Regions from separate parts of the Homo sapiens genome. Here region 1 is linked to region 2. A link is an interaction called in ENCODE POLR2A ChIA-PET data of the cell type or tissue named here. Cell type or tissue: PC-9. All regions are shown on one strand. Links, peaks and the distances in the headings refer to the core of each region. The heading gives the core; the rest is flanking DNA.

Region 1 (8,041 bases), core at 1,723-6,722, 210 kb after region 2:
TATACGCTATTCAGTTTCACTATGCATCTTTGCTGTAAGAATTCATGCTTTTCATCCAATTAGAAATTTCTGGCCATTGCTTTCTCTAATATTGCCTCAGCTCCATTCTTTCTTCATTTCTAGAAATCATTTTAGACTTCATTAAAGTTTCTCATGCTGTCTTTTCTATATTAACTTCTCTTCCAAATTTTTCAACCCTTTATTTTTCTGTGCTACCTTCACTGTGTTGCTTTAGCTTGGTCTTCTTGTTCACTAATTCTTCTTCAGATGTATCTAATTTACTATTTAGTTCATCCATTTATGTATATATATCTGGATAAGTATTTGAGAGATATATATCTCAAATATATATGTGAAATATATATCTTCAAGCAAATGACATCTGATTTGGCTAATGGTAACTACATATATACTTGTTTTGAGACAGGGTCTTGATCTGTCATCCAGGCTGGAGTGCAGTGGCACTATCACAGTTCATTGCAGCCTTGACCTCCTGAGCTGAAGCGATCTTCCCACCTCAGCCTCCTGAGTAGCTAGGATTACAGGTGCACACCACCACACCCGGCTAATTTTTGTAATTTTTTTTTGTAGAGGCGGGGTTTTGCCAACTTTCCCAGGCTGGTCTTGAACTCCTGAGCTCAAGAAATCCTCCCACCTTGGCTTCCCAAAGTACTGGGATTACAGGCATGAGCCACTGCACCTGGCCTCCATTAAGTTCTTAGTTTAAATAACTATGCATTTTATTTCTACACTTTCTATTTAGTTCTTTAAAAAAAAATCTGCCTTTTTTTGGTCATGGTATTGTTTATCTTGTGGATTTCTTTCCTTCTGTAATGTCTTCAATCATTCTAAACATGCTTATTTTGTATTATCTTTTATGTTGTTGTTCTAGAGCCTCGGTTTCTTGGGAGGCAGGAGGTAGTGCTCGTGAATTCTAATGTGAGTAGTATCTACAGACTCCTGCCCAGGATGGATTATTTCCTCCAGTGTTTTGTAATTCCTTTTATTGTGAGCTCATTTCGTGTGGGCTTGCTTGCTCCTGTGAAACCACCTTGCATTCTGGATGGTGGAATGTCTCTCTGGAGTATTTTTGTAATTGCTTCTGCCAGCCATTCCAAAATATTATTAGCCAGGGACCAGTTTTTACATTAATTTCTTGGCTTGGAACTTTCTGGGCTATTCCAATAGGGTAATTTTAAAAACCAAATTCGTATGTAGAGTAGGTCCAGAGTTTCATATTCTCAAAGATTTTGAAAGATGTTTTTTTCCACAAAGAGAGACAAATGTGTTTCTGTGTCATCCTGCTATGCTGGTTGAGAAATTTCTTTTTTTCTGGTTCATATCCTCCCTGACGGTTCAGGCCTCCAAGGGTGTTGGCTTTATGAGGAAGTCTCATTTCCACCCCCATCTTGTTCAGGCTCAATGCTTTATCTCCTGTGGTCATTAAAACCCAAGTTCCACAGAATCTGAAGCTCTGTGACTCACTCCAATTCTGCGGGAAATGGAGAATCAGTTCACACGCTAACTTGCTTGGTTTCATTCTTTCTCTTTCTGTGATTTCCCCTTCTTTCTGTGATCTTAGTTTTGCATAAAAAATTGTTTTGTTATATTTGATCCTCAAATCCTAGGCATACACAAAAGGCAGAGTTTCCCAGTGATTTCAGCCTGCCATCTCATCAGAATTAGAGGTTCTTTCATCTACGCTTTATGTTTTCTTCAGTTTGACTGTGAGATTTTCTGGCTTAACAATTGTTGACAGCCCACGTGTTGCGTGTGGAATAGTCTAAATTCCCTGTCCTTGCATTTAAGGTCATCTATTATCTGGCCTCCAATTAAATATATTTTCTAGTAGTTTTAGTGAAGATTTTGATTGTTCGCTGTTGAAAATTCTTATTAACAAATTAGATGAGAGCTGTCTGGTATATAAAACTGTCAGATGGATCCTCAACTATAGGACCAGCATCGCGGCATGTCAAGATAATTTTAATCTTGATTCTGTCAACTCTGTTATGTCTCTTTTAAAGTCCCCTCTAGACTTGTGTCATTGCACATTTGATCAGCATACCTACTGCTTCCTCATTCAAGGTACTGATACAAATGTTGGCCAAAAGGAGTCTAAGAGAATAGCGCAACAGTTCAATTGCAGAGCCCTGGGCAGACTTAATTGTGTCCACTAATCATTTTGGGTATGATTGTTCAAGTAGTTTTGAATTCATTCTGAAGTTTTGAATTCTTACCATGTGCAAGTGTTTTTATTTATTTTAGGATTCGTTGTATCAATCCACAACTTAGCACATGTCCTGGTCTCGACAGGCACTCAATGCCTGCTGCTTAAGTTTAATTATGGAGGGAACATTGGTGACTGGACTTCAAGTCATAGAAGCAACGTAAGTGGGGCAGAGCTTTACTTTGAATGGTTTTTGGAGCTTGTCTGTTTTCTATAGTGGGAAACAAGCAAAAACTATATGGAAGAGATCAGCCCACACAATGTGACACAAATGGGCACAAACAAAAGGGATTTAGCAACGGACAAAATGGACCAAGATAGTCTCTTAAGCCTAGCAATTGTACAGTTCTGTGACTTATCCAAGGTTACATTTACCCAATAAATGATGGACCTGGAATTAGAACCTAGGTCTTATCACTTCTGATCCATCAACCCCCTATACTGTCAGGTTTAATACCATACTTAACATGAAATAGCATGTGAGTCCCACCTAAACTATGTTTTCTATCTGTTTTTAAGCCAAGCTTGCTGTTCACTTTCTGGTTTTGCTGGGCATATACATGAAATGCACTTCCCAGCCTCCCGTGCAGGTAGGGTGGTCACGTGACTGATGTGCACTACTCCCAGGCCTGGACCATAAAAACATTCCACATGCCATCATCTGTCTCCTTTCCCCATTAACTGCTGACTTCCTAGAACTGCAAAGAACAAGAGGAGAAGGAAGCCACTAAATAGAAGAAATTAGATTTCCTTAATGACACATGGAAGGCAGCCTGTCAATCAGGATCACTTCATGTGACTTCACGTGAGTGAGAAATAAGCTTCCGTTGTCTTAAGCCACTGAGATTTTGGAGGCTCTTTGTTGAGGCAGGCAAATATTCTAGCAAATGCACCTTCAAACTAAAGCCTCAAATTGGAGTCCAAGAGTAACAATCAAATGGCATAATTTTATTCTTAAGTCACCTATTAAATGATGTCCACTACATTCTTCACTGATAATCTAGATGTAGAAATTGATATTCTTATAAAATTTAAGGGAGATACAAGCATTTCAGGAACATTTCAGATAAAATAATCTTCAAGAATGTCATAGACCCAGTGTAACTTCATATCAGCAAGGTATTTTGAATAAAATGATGAAATAGGGATACCTCTCAATGAATTTAAAACTACTTGAACAATCATACCCAAAATGATTAGTGGACACAATTAAGTATGCTGAGGGCTCTGCAATTGAACTGTTGGACTATTCTCTTAGCCTCATTTTGGTCAACATTTGAATCAGTGCCTTGAATGAGGAAGTAGTAGGTATGCTGATCAAATATGCAATGACACAAGTCTGGAGGGGATTAAAAAAAAAGACATAAGAGAGTTGACAGAATCAAGATTTAGAATTATCTTGACATGCTGCAATGCTGGGCCAAGACTAAAAACACAAAATGTAATAAGGATAAATGCAAAGTCTTATTTTTAGGTCCAAAAAAGAATTATAGGGATACAGGATGGAGAACATGCAACTTGGCAGCAGTTGATGTGAAAAGGCCCTGGGGGTCTTGTTTGACCAAAAGCTTCATGTGAGCCAACAGTGTGATATGGCTCCACAAACTTACTGCATTAATGGAAGCATTGTGTGATGATCGTGAGAAGCGTTAGGCTCTGTGCTCCTCACATGGAATCTGGGACATTATTTTTAAATTCTGTGTACATTGGAACAGTGACAAACTAGAGACTACGCAGAGGAGGTGATGAGGATTGTGAATAAAGATGTCTCCTGGTTCTGCACCCAAGGCATACTGCTGGTAACCTTTTTCGTGCTGCACTACTCCTCCAGCTTTGTTCTATGGTCTGTCTTCTCCACTAGACTGCAAGCTCATTAGCAAAGGGATAATAATAGCAATACCACCAACAATGGTTGGAGTTAGCATTTATTGGATTCTTACCATGTGCAAGGCACTTCTCTAAATGCTTTACACATGGATCTTATTCAATCTTCACAGCAATTCTATGAAATTATTCTACTAGTGTCCCCATTTTATGGATGAATTGAGGCATAGCGAGGTTAGGTACCTTAGTAAATCTGGGGGTCAGGGCACAAAAATCAGTCATTTGGACTCTAGGACTGATACTCCTATCCCACATGCTATCTGCCCATTTGAGCTTTGTATTATTAGTCCATTCTCACACTGCCATAAGGACACATCTGAGACTGGGTGATTTATAAAGGAAAGAGGTTTAATTGACTCACAGTTCCATAAGGCTGGGGAGGCCTCAGGAAACTTACAGTTATGGTGGAAAGGGAAGCAAATACGTCCTTCTTCACATGGCAGCAGTAAGGAGAAGTGAAGAGGGGGAAAAGCCCCTTATAAAACTATCGGATCTTGTGAGAACTCATTATCACAAGACCAGCATGGAGGTAACCACCCCCATTATTCAATTACCTCCCACCAGGTCCCTCCCATGACACATGGGGATTATGGGACTACAGTTCAAGATGAGATTTGGGTGGGGACACAGCCAAACCATATTAGCTCTGAAACTCTTTGATCTCAAGCACTCAATTCATGTTCAATAGTTTTAATGGGTTTGAGTCAATTAACACATAAAAACAAAGCTATAGAAAGAACCAAAAAGGCAGAGTTACTCCCTGTACAGGGAGTTGCTTTAGTGCCCAATGCATATTTAAAAAAAAGATATAGATCCATGAGGTTTTGACACACCTGGGCACCAATGCTAGTAGTCACATGTGCAATAATAATCTGGTGTTTTTTACAGTTCGTTTTTTATTTTCAAAAGCCATTTTTAAAAACCTGGATGTCCTTTAATCCTCCAAATTGCCTTGTGAATTAAACGTGGCAAGTTAAGAGATGAGGAAACAAACCCTGAAACTTTATGTTTATTCACCCATCAGGGTATTTATTCAGCAAACATTCATTAAATGCCTACTATGTTCCAGTCACTATAGCAAGATCACAAGAACTTTGAAAGGTGGTGTTATTGTCTTCATTCTACAGTTAAGGATATAGAAGTCCTGAAAACTGCAGTAGCACTAGCACTATGAGGTATTGATACACACACACACACACACACACACACACACAGACACACACATTTGTGATGTATGTCTTGGCCCCACATTACATTTTTCTCTTTCAATGGGTGGAACTGGAACAGTCATTTCCTTGCTGCTTCATTGTTAAATTTCAAAAGTCTGTGCACTGGAAAGGGCTTAAGTGTTATCCAATTAGTAGTTTAGTAATAACTGGGTTCTTGGTTCCCAAGGTGATGTTCTTACCATGAGATAGGCTATGTGAAAAAACTCAAAGTGACATTCATGCAAAAGAAGGCCATTCCTAACAGTAACGATGAAAATGGAAATAAATGTCTATTAGTAAATGAGATCACCCTTGGAGAATGCTTTGAGATCTTTGGGGAAATGTGGTTGGGATGGGGGAGCATGCTGGGACACCTTCCCTCTGTGGGATCCAGACATTCCAGGCTCCCAGCCTCCCAGCTGTGGAATGTCTTGGAATGTGCTCGAAGTCCTGTGGGCTTTGAAGCCTGGGAGCAGTAGAGATCTGCTGGCAGGGGCTGGTTGGGGCCCACCTGGGATCTCTGGTGTGGTTCAGCAGCCCCCAGGGCTGGAAGGTGAAGAAACTAATAGGAAATGCAGAACTTGTCACCGCAGGCAGCCCTGAAAGCAGAGGTCAGCCTGGAGATTAAAGGAGAAACAGCGGTTCCTCTGCCCTTCTTACCAGTATCGAACATCTCAGCATAATTTCCCACAAAGACTGTCCAAGTGCCTTCCCTTTGCCCTGTCTCCACTGGAAGTTAGCAGTGTAACTAACACCTACCCTTCTTTTTTATAAATGAGCATCATCTCCCTGAGCAGTGTTCTGTTTCTTTAAGGTTAGGACTGCAGAGAGATTGTGGGAGGTGGCAGGGAAGGCTGGTGAGTACTGATAGTGGGAAGAGAGGTCCACCAGATATGGAGGCTCCTGGGAACCCTCCCTGCCTACCTTTCTGCCTCAGTTTGTAAAGCCACAAAAGCCAGCCCTTTACAGCAGCCTTTTAAAGTCAATCTAAGATCTTATACTCATAGGAAAAGATTTTTGTTTCTTTCCTGGGAGGCCTTAGGGATTTCCACATTTCCCAGCACTTCTCAGAAGAGAGCTAGTGGGAGGGGAAGATGACTGCTTTAAGTGCAGTTGGCGGAAACTTGGGGATCAGCCCCCTTGGCCCTGGCTTGGTTCTTCCATGAAGAAGCATCTTCAACTTTCATTGCCAAAGGGTGTTTTGCTTCTGTTGAGGGGAGGAGAAGATAGGAGAGGAAATAAAAGCACAAAAATGAAAAACAAAGAATTCCTGAAGGTCTGATAAGCAGTTCAACTATGCACCAAAACATAAATATTTGGCCAAATTAGTTACTCCAAATGCTTTATATTTCTAAAATCGAGCCTCAGTTTTGTTATACTTTGAAGTTTTTCAGCTCTTCACAATCCTGAGCAAATCTAAGGGGGGTGGGAATTGGAGTTCATTTCCTTCTCTGAGAGCTCAGCAAATACTTAACTTCTTTCCTCTGATGCCTGGTAAAGTGATCTTGCTGTTTTGTCGAACATCTCTTTCAAAGTGGAGATGTTCTCTGTGCAATGACTCAATTTAGCATTTTGTTAATGAAAGAGACATAAGCAGCATGTGCTGGATACTATTAGCTTGGAATCAATCAGAAAAGTGTTGCTGGTTATTAAAATATCTGTATCCTAACATAATCTGTGACAGTGTCTGTAGTCTAACTTCTGTCCACTTTTTGTTGAATTCACCTTTTGAGATTTGCATGACTTTACTTGTGGAGTTTCTCACAAATATAAGACTTAAATCTAGTTTATTTGCACAATCACATAGCAGAAATTACTTGTTCCCCGGGGCAGAAGAATTCACATGCGTAAAGTTGAGGTCTATTTTAGTATGATCCTCAAGCAGTTGGTTAATTTCCCCACTGAAGTCTTCTGATACAATCAATGAAAAATAGCCAATCAGATTAGTTGTTTGTGATCATTTTAAAAATAAGCGGGCTGTGTTAAGGTCTGGATGACAGCGGACCCCTCTTTTCCTGCAGCAGCCATGGTCGAGGGGAAGACCGAGGAGAGAAGATGCAAGAACAGGGCCTCAAGGTTAAGCCCTTGGCCAATGGTAAACCTTCTCTAGTAGCAGCTTGTAGTAATGAGAGAGATTTTTATTAAAGCAGACAATGGGTGTTGTTACACAGAACTGTCGCTTTTCTAGGGGAGGTAAAGTGGCTGAGGAAATATTCAAGCCTGCTCTCAGGCCTGAAATCTTTTGACTTCATTCTCAGGAGGCAAGACTGGGTCTACCTCTAGATGTCTCTGATGGGATTTAGTGTGCAGCTTGAAATGCAGGTTGGTTATTTAATGAAGAAAATCAGAAGTCTTGCCTCTTTAAAGTTGGTTTTAAACATTTATTTTATTTTTTTCTATCAGGAAGTCGTGTGTGTGTGTGTGTGTGTGTGTGTGTGTGTGTGTACATGTGCAGAAAGAATGAGAGAGAGCAAGATTAATTTAATAATTTTATGTATGAAATGTTGGACATATTGAAAGCAGAGGAGGTAACATCACATATGTAGATGTTACCTGAATTCCTCCAGAAACCAAGAAAAATTAAAGTAAGCTAATTAAAGTAAGTTTACTAGAGCAATATTCTTCACCAAACATTGGCAGAGTCGGCTTGGTTACCATGATAAATACCTGCAAGTCGTTCCCTAGAGGAGCCTCATCCTTTCCTTAGCTACACCCTTTGTTT
Region 2 (8,041 bases), core at 1,185-6,184:
CACAAGGAGAGAAGGTGGGGACGTGTAGTTTTGCATATTTTCAAAATATTTCATAATAAAAAGATTTTTGAAAAATTAAAAAACAAAACTTTGGTGCTCTCAAATAAAATAAAAAATGTTAACATGCACAGGGGATTCAGATTTTGTGATCCTGAAGTTGTACGATCGGGGTTTTCTTTTAAAGAATACAAAATTAAGAATTCAATGTTAGGTACAAAGCCTAAGATGGTGCTCATGCAAGTGAAGGCAACTGAAGGTCAAGTTTTGTTACCTTCATGGTAAATCCAACTCCATGATCACAGCTTTGCAGCTCCTGACCCTCTGGTACCTGCATATCAGTCTAGCTTTAACTCTGCTGGGCACCCTGTAAGTCTACTCTCTGAGCGTCCCCACACTGGCTTCCTCCCGTTCTTCCAATGTATCTTAGTCGCTTCCACCCCTTGGCTCACACTGTTCTGCCCAGAAACTTCTCTGCACTCCCACAATTCTTGGAATTGTTCTTTTTCCTCCCTGTTTCAGATATATTAGTTGCTGCTTCCTCTGTTTCTTAGAGAAATGGATGAGAATGAAAAGCGGCACTACTCGTTCATTTTCCTTCTAAAAATAATTTTGTCTCAATTTTGTATGTACTTAATTTTAACAAAGTAAAACTTCTTATGCACATATATTCATCAGATTTAAAAAATGAGAGTTTCTTAAGGGTACAAAACCAGGAATAGATTGGTAAATTCATGAAGCTAGAAAGTAGCTAATCAAAACTCTTATGAAAACTTCTGGGGTTGATTAAGAATAGCCATAATTCTGTGTAACAAATCCCCTCAAGAGGTGAAATCTATTTCCCTACTCCTTGGCCCCGTCCTGGCCTTGAGACTTGCTTTGATCAATAGAAGGTGACAGAAGTGACACTGCACACATTCCAAGGGTAGGCCTCCTACAATGCTGCTACCTATGAACAAGCCCAAGTTAGCCTCATGGAAAATGAAAAACACATAAAAAGGGTCCCTGCCTTCCCTGACATCCCAGTCCACCCCAGTGAAGCCCACAGAGGTGAGAAAACCCAGCTGACAGACACCACGTGGTTCTGAGACCGGCTTATCAGCTGATTCCTGCCCAAATTGCCAACCCACAAAATCACAAGCAAATAAATGGTTGCTGTAATAACCAGTTTGTTTGTTACACGAAAACAGCTAATCAATATACCTTCTTAATCTCAATTATCTAAAAAAGATATCCCTTCTCACTGATTCATAGCTAAGTGGTTCTGGAAGGAATGTTATTATGAACAATACACATTTCTTTATTCTGTGCATCACATGAAAATGGTCAGAATCAAAATGGAGTCACTAATGTTAAAAAACAAACAGAAGACTCTGACAAATACAGCTGGGAAGACCATGAAAAGAGGGTTCTAATGGTTGTACACCTGAAAACCAAAAGTACCATGAAAGACGGTGAAAACCACAACCTTGAGCAAAGGCCATTGCAACTGAACACAAAACATACTCTGCAAGGACCTCTGAACAACTGCGTGTCCAACCTCAGACTAACACCACTTTCATGATTGATCTTTGGAGCCAAGGCTAATTATTTCAAAGCAATTAGATAATCCTCATTTTTTCCTTGAAAAGTTTTGTCTTCCTTTATTTCCCCAAATATACACATAGTTTACTGTGGCATGCATATTCCCATTGCAGTGCTCTATTCCCAGAGAAATATTTTTCTTGTAGGGACCCTCTCTCTGTTATTTAGGTTGACAGTCACTAAGGATTTACTATTTCAACAATACTAGCACTGCATGTCATCCAGTATACACTGGGAAAATAAAGTGCCGCAAGTGCATATCCAGGAGACTTTGTGGCCACCAGATTATGAGGAATGCATGTATTTAATTATTTATTTTTGGGACAGAGTCTGTCTCTGTCGCCCAGGCTATAGTGCAGTGGCACCATCTTGGCTCACTGCATTCTCCACCTCCCAGGTTCAAGGGATTCTCAGGCCTCCCAAGCAGCGGGGACTATAGGTACGTGCCATCATGCCTCGCTAATTTTTGGATTTTTAGCAGAGACAGGGTTTCACCATGTTGGCCAGGCTGGTCTCAAACCCCTAAGCTCAAGTGATCTACCTGCCTCGGCCTCCCAAAGTGCTGGGATTACAGGTGTGAGACACCATGCCCGGCCCATGCATTATTATTAATGTTGAAGTAGATAATTTAACAAACATCAATGAAGTATAAGATTTTTCACTCATAGTTGCAAAATATCATGCCAATTGCCTTCTATGAGCTGTCATAAGCCACAGCCTAGAGATTCAATTCCATTTCAAGATTCAACCAAAGCCAACTCATCAACAAGAACATGTAAAAGACAGAAAAACCCACTACCGGCAGGCTGAAACAGATGCTGTGACGTGGCCCTGGCCTGTCATGGCGTGTCACAGCATGGCACAGGCCTATATCATGTTCCCTAGATTGCTGACTACCAACTAGTTACAGCTGACTCCAATCAGGTCGGGATTTGACCATCTCTGCACTGAACCTGCAATTGCAACTTTTAAAATTGAAACGCTGCTTCTCACCTCTCCTCCCTAGACTCTATTTCACAGAGGAAACCATCACAGGGAAAGCAAGCCCTTGTTTTTTCTTCCTTCTTTGCTTTGCTTTCTTTCTCTCCTTCCTTCTTTCTTTCCTTCCTCCCTCCCTCCCTCCCTCCCTCCTTCCTTCCTTCCTTCCTTCCTTCCTTCTTTCCTTTCTTCCTTCCTGCCTTCCCTTCTTTCTTTCTTTTTTTTGAGACAGGGTCTCACTGTCTGTCGCCCAGGCTGGAGTGCAGTGGCATGATCTAGGCTCATTGCAACCTCCGCCTCCCAGGTTCAAGTGATTCTCCTTTCTCAGCCTCCCAAGTAGCTGGGATTGCAGATACGTGCCCCCACGCCCGGCTAATTTTTGTATTTTTAGTAGAGGCAGGGTTTCACTATGTTGGCCAGACTTCTTTCCCTCCCTCCTCCAACTCTTCTTTTCTTCCTTGCTGTCTCCCTCCCTACCTTCCAACTTTTGGCTGTGTTGAATTTGTTGACTCATCCTGAACAAGCAGAAACTCCAATGATACTGTCACCTAAGAGAGAACTTTGCACAAGGTTGCCATGTTTAATAATTCATTCACAGAATCCTCAATCTCACAAAAGCCTGGAATGGATTTCCTGTTTGGTTATGGCAGGGAAGCTACTGTGGCCAGGCTCCAACTCCTCCCACTGTAGATAGCAGCAGCCTTCTTAAGCAGCCTGTGGCCGGGCACAGTAGCTCACACCTGTAATCCCAGCACTTTGGAAGGCCGAGGTGGGCGGATCACCTGAGCTCAGGAGTTTGAGACCAGCCTGTCTCTACTAACAATATAAAAATTAGCTGGGAGTCACGGTGGGCGCCTGTAATCCCAGCTACTCGGGAGGCTGAGGCAGGAGAATTGCTTGAACCCAGGAGACAGAGGTTGTAGTGAGCTGAGATCGCACCACTGCACTCTAGCCTTGGCAACAGTGCAAGACTGTCTCAAAAACAGCAACAGAGAGCAGGACGTGAGACTTCTACCTGCTCACTCAGAATCATTTCTGCACCAACCATGGCCACGTTTGTGGAGCTCAGTACCAAAGCCAAGATGCCCATTGTGGGCCTGGGCACTTGGAAGGTAAATATGCAAATCTTTGCACACCCTTCTTCTCTGGAGGGGCGTTTGGGTGTTTTCTCTTTCTGCATTCAGCCAGGAAAGCCTGGAGGTCGGGCAGGGGTTGGAGAGGTAAGATTCAGCCCTGGAGCCAGGACTTAGGTTGCTTTCTTTTCTCAGAGCTGATTCAGGCTGCAAAGCTCCAAGGCTGGCTTTCCCAGCAGTGATGAGAGCTTCTCTAGCAAGTATCAAATTTCAAGCAGCTGTTGGACTTAAAACTGTTTTCCAGGGCAGTTTCTCTCTCTGGTTCTAGGACACTTAATTGGGCTCAACGTTTCCCCCAAGTCTTGGCTGTGGGTTTGTTGTGGGCTGGGTGGTTGAGGAGAGGATGCAGAGCCCGAAGTCCTTGGCACCCCTTTGCAGATCACGGTGTGAGACTTGGGCTAGCAGCATCCCTATGACCTGGAAACTTGCTAGAAATGCAAACTGGCCAGGTGTGGTGGCTTATCCCTGTAATCCCAGCACTTTGGGAAATCCAGACGGGAGGGTTGCTTGAGCCCAGGAGTTGGAGACCAGCCTGGGCAACATGGCAAGAATCCATTTCTACAAAAAATAAATAAATTTTCTGGGCATGGTGGCACGCACCTGTAGTCCCAGCCACTTGGGAGGCTGAGGTGGAGATTGAGTGTTGAGCCTGAGGGGTCAAGGCTGCAATGAGCAGTGATTGTGCCACTGCACTCCAGTCTGGGCAACAGAGTGAGATCCAAGAAAGCAAGAAAGAGAGAAAGAGAGAGAGAGAAAGAAAGAGAGACAGAGAGAAACAAAATGCAGAGTCTCAGGCTCCAACCCAGGCTACCTAATGGGCATCTGCACTTTAACAAGATCCCTACGTGGTTCCTGTACACATTGAAATCTGCAACATGCTGGGGCTGCAGAGAGCCTGGGCTGGGAGTCGTGAGCACCACCCGGCTGTGTTAACGACAGCTGGCAAAATGTGGTAAGGCACATCCAGGACTCAGTGAGGCAGGTTCCCGAGCCTCTGTTAGGCTAAGTTTCAAGTTGTTCCATCACCACCTCCCTCTGCCTTCTTTGCCATTTCCATCCATGATAGCACTACCCTAACTAGTGATGAGAAGCAGTCTTTGGAGTTCCTCTTCTCTCCTGTCCCTCATGGCTAATGTCCCTGCTGAGACTTCTGCCTCTGGCTCTCTTTCCTTCTGTGCACCCTGATTTTTCTTCTCTTCTGTCCCAAGCTAGAGGTTAGGACCCTCTGCTGCAGCACTGGGTCATCCTCAGGATACATTCTTGGTGTATCTGGAGGAACAGATCACTTCCAGCTTGATTCATGCAGAGCGTCTCTTGCTTGAATAGCAAGATTTGCCCAAAATCAGACCTTCAATCCTGTATAAACAGAATAAATAATCACTTCCAGATCTCCAGGGAATCTACTCACCCTGGGTGAGTTTACCAGACAGTTTCATAATTTTGGAATTGAATGAAAGAATTATGAAGGGAGCTGTCTTCAACACGTGGGGATGATAGACTAAAGGATTATGAACTTAGCAGTGGAGGTGAAGAAGGGTGTAGCGTAGCGGTTGGGGGCACAGGGCTGCTTCTGGGTGCCTGGCAGCAGCTCGTTTCTTGTCCAGGTGGTAGGGTAGCTGTGCATCTCTGTTTTGTGTACTGTTCAATGTTTGTTATCTCACAATTGAAGAGGTTTAAAAGACCATTTTGTGAGAGATCAAGTTTTAAGTGCTTTTTTGCCCCCATCATTGGCTTGGCTAGGTTAGAACAAAATGTGATAATTCTATTTCCCTTCTTTTCTTTTTTTCTTTCTTTTCTTTTCTTTCCTTCCCTTCTTTCTCTCCCTCTCTGTCATTCCCCTCCCTCTCTCTTTCTTTTTACAGGAGTGGAAAACAAACTCTATTCCTATAAGGTTTTCTATTTCTCTTTTTTTTCTGAAACGATCATTGTATAATGATGGCCTCTACTGAACCTTACTGTGTGTCAGGTAATGTGCAAAAAGCTTAATATTCATTGCAGCATCTCATCACCACAAAGGCCTCATGAGGCTGGTGCTATTTTTTTTTCCATTTTGCATACAAGGTTTACAGAGATTGAATCACCTGCTTAGACCCACACACCCAGTAAGTGATCGAATCCAGATTGATGGTGTAATGACCATTATCCAGATCCTTATCACCATTTGGGGAAATTGTCTGAAAATCCCTTGGGGTTATTTAGAGTCAAGCTTTCATCTGGGTCTTCAGAAAGTTGTAGTGGAGCGGTCTGCACCCCCACACACCTGAAGACATTTCAGGACTAACCTGGATGAAAAGGGAACTGACTTTTAGCTAGGATAGGACATAAGGACATAATCATAAAATAATTCACTTTCCTTCTTTTCTTTTGAAAAGTTTTGTAAAGTGTGTATCCTCCCAGAGATCCCCTGGCAAAGGAGACCCCAGTGAGGCCTTGGTTTGGAGAAACTGGGCCTTGTGGGGCAGCCTGTTGAAGGTGGCCTGGGGATAAGAGAATATGATGGTTGCTGAGAGTGGTGTAATTCCAGCTACTCGGGAGGTGGGAGGGTTGCTTGAACCTGGGAGTGTGAGGCCAGCCTGGGCAACACGGCAGGGCCCCATCTCTTAAAAAAAACACATATGTGATGAGCTTTTCTTTTGCCTTTCAGTCTCCTCTTGGCAAAGTGAAAGAAGCAGTGAAGGTGGCCATTGATGCAGGATATCGGCACATTGACTGTGCCTATGTCTATCAGAATGAACATGAAGTGGGGGAAGCCATCCAAGAGAAGATCCAAGAGAAGGCTGTGAAGCGGGAGGACCTGTTCATCGTCAGCAAGGTGCAATGGTGCATTTGGTGGGAGGCCTTCACTTCAAGGCAGGCAGAAGTATCTGGGTCGGGTTGGCAGCAAGAACTCTGTCAGCCTTTTCTACATGTACCCCTTTTCATCTCTGCCTTGATAACATCCGTGAATACAACACTATCCATACTCCAAGCCATTATTGATATTTGAACATGTCGTGGCTGCCCCACCTGCCTGTAGGTTGGTTTTCCCATAGTGGGCTTGGTTCCATGGAACCCTGCACTGCCCTGGGCCTCCCTGTTCCCCATCAGAGGGATCTACCATCTGCCCAGAGGCAATCAGAGGCCAAGGGTGCAGGCGGGTCTTGATCTGAAGCCTCCCTTTCAGCACTGTGATCTCAGTGACTGTGCCCCTGAGACTCTCAGCCAGGGGGAATTTTAGAAAATGGTAGGGGCATTTTTCTATTGTCACATATGAATTTCTTTATTCATTCTAGTAAAAGGTGAGGGATACAATGTTATAAAAAAGAAGAAGATGTTGGGTGTGAGAGGGCTGAGAATCACTGGATCTATATTATACATAACTTGCTGAAAAAAAATAACACTAGTTCTAGGTACTTGGAAAATGCATACATCTGGTAGGACAAATAGACCTCACTGTGTAGCAGCCAAGTCTGGATAAAGCCTTTGTAAAATTATCACTTGGGGCCTTATAGGCTTGATAAGGGACCTATCAGATAGGTCAGATAAAGGACCATCTGCTCCCAAAGGCCTAAGAATGCTTGACATTTAAAAGCTACACACAATTCCTGCTCTCAGAGAGCCTACAGCTGAGGAAGAGACTGAGACAGGTAAACAAATTTCAAATCTGTGGCCACATTTACTTCAATGATCTGAGACACGTATAGAGTACTAGGACAGTTGAAAAAGTCAATTGCTTTTAACACTTAAGACATGTCATTGAGGTGCTGAGCCCTGGTGATGTTCCACACTGTGTCGTGGATCTTAATCAGCTTTGTTACAAATGGCTTGTGGTGGGTTAGATGAGGATGCAAATCAAAAAGCAGGGACAATGAGTACAATGTGGCCCTTCCTTTTCCCAGTATTAATAGCTCATTGCTACACTCTTTGCAGTTGTGGCCCACTTTCTTTGAGAGACCCCTTGTGAGGAAAGCCTTTGAGAAGACCCTCAAGGACCTGAAGCTGAGCTATCTGGACGTCTATCTTATTCACTGGCCACAGGGATTCAAGGTTTAAGACACTCTCTTTCTCAGCCTCTAGTTTCTGAGCAGGTGCCAGAAAATAGTAGCTGCACCAGGGCTGTGGGGTGGTGTGGACTGGGGCAGGAGGCCTTGCATTTCATAATTGGGAATGGCAGGTGGTCAGGAAGAGACCTTGGAGAAGAAACACACTGGCCTGGAAGGGAGGTTGAGGCCATGTGTGCTGCTGAGGTGGCCACATGCCTGGGTTTTCTTGCAGTTATGTCTGAGAGAAGACATGATTTCTGGCAGCCCAGACAAGTTGCAACTGCCATATCACCTTTGTCTTGATTCCACGCCCCAGGGTTGCCCTCC

The links. ChIA-PET counts read pairs that join two places held together with the same protein. Peaks named below come from ENCODE experiments on the same cell type or tissue, not always from the same donor. Only the 100,000 strongest peaks of a DNase experiment are listed, where the experiment ranks them.
Region 1: POLR2A ChIA-PET joins it to region 2 with 5 read pairs; 2 of 35 experiments call an interaction of 5 or more read pairs at or near these places.

The regions. Positions count from the first base shown.
Region 1 is chr7:134,736,723-134,744,763 of GRCh38, forward strand. The region is part of intron 1 of LOC124901750 (a long non-coding RNA gene); the gene reads right to left. It also overlaps a transcript of CALD1 not described here. Among named protein-coding and RNA genes, the nearest start is that of CALD1, 39 kb to the right of the region's middle. RefSeq lists an enhancer at 5,408-6,061. In PC-9, for the core only: no CTCF peak of the experiment used is centred there; no DNase peak of the experiment used is centred there.
Region 2 is chr7:134,524,307-134,532,347 of GRCh38, forward strand. It overlaps AKR1B10 (aldo-keto reductase family 1 member B10), which reads left to right and starts at 3,261. Exons shown (of 10, transcript NM_020299.5): 1 at 3,261-3,671; 2 at 6,337-6,504; 3 at 7,602-7,718. The coding sequence starts at 3,606. In PC-9, for the core only: no CTCF peak of the experiment used is centred there; DNase peaks (open chromatin) are centred at 3,155 and 3,865; H3K4me3 peaks cover 3,939 bases; H3K27ac peaks cover 5,000 bases.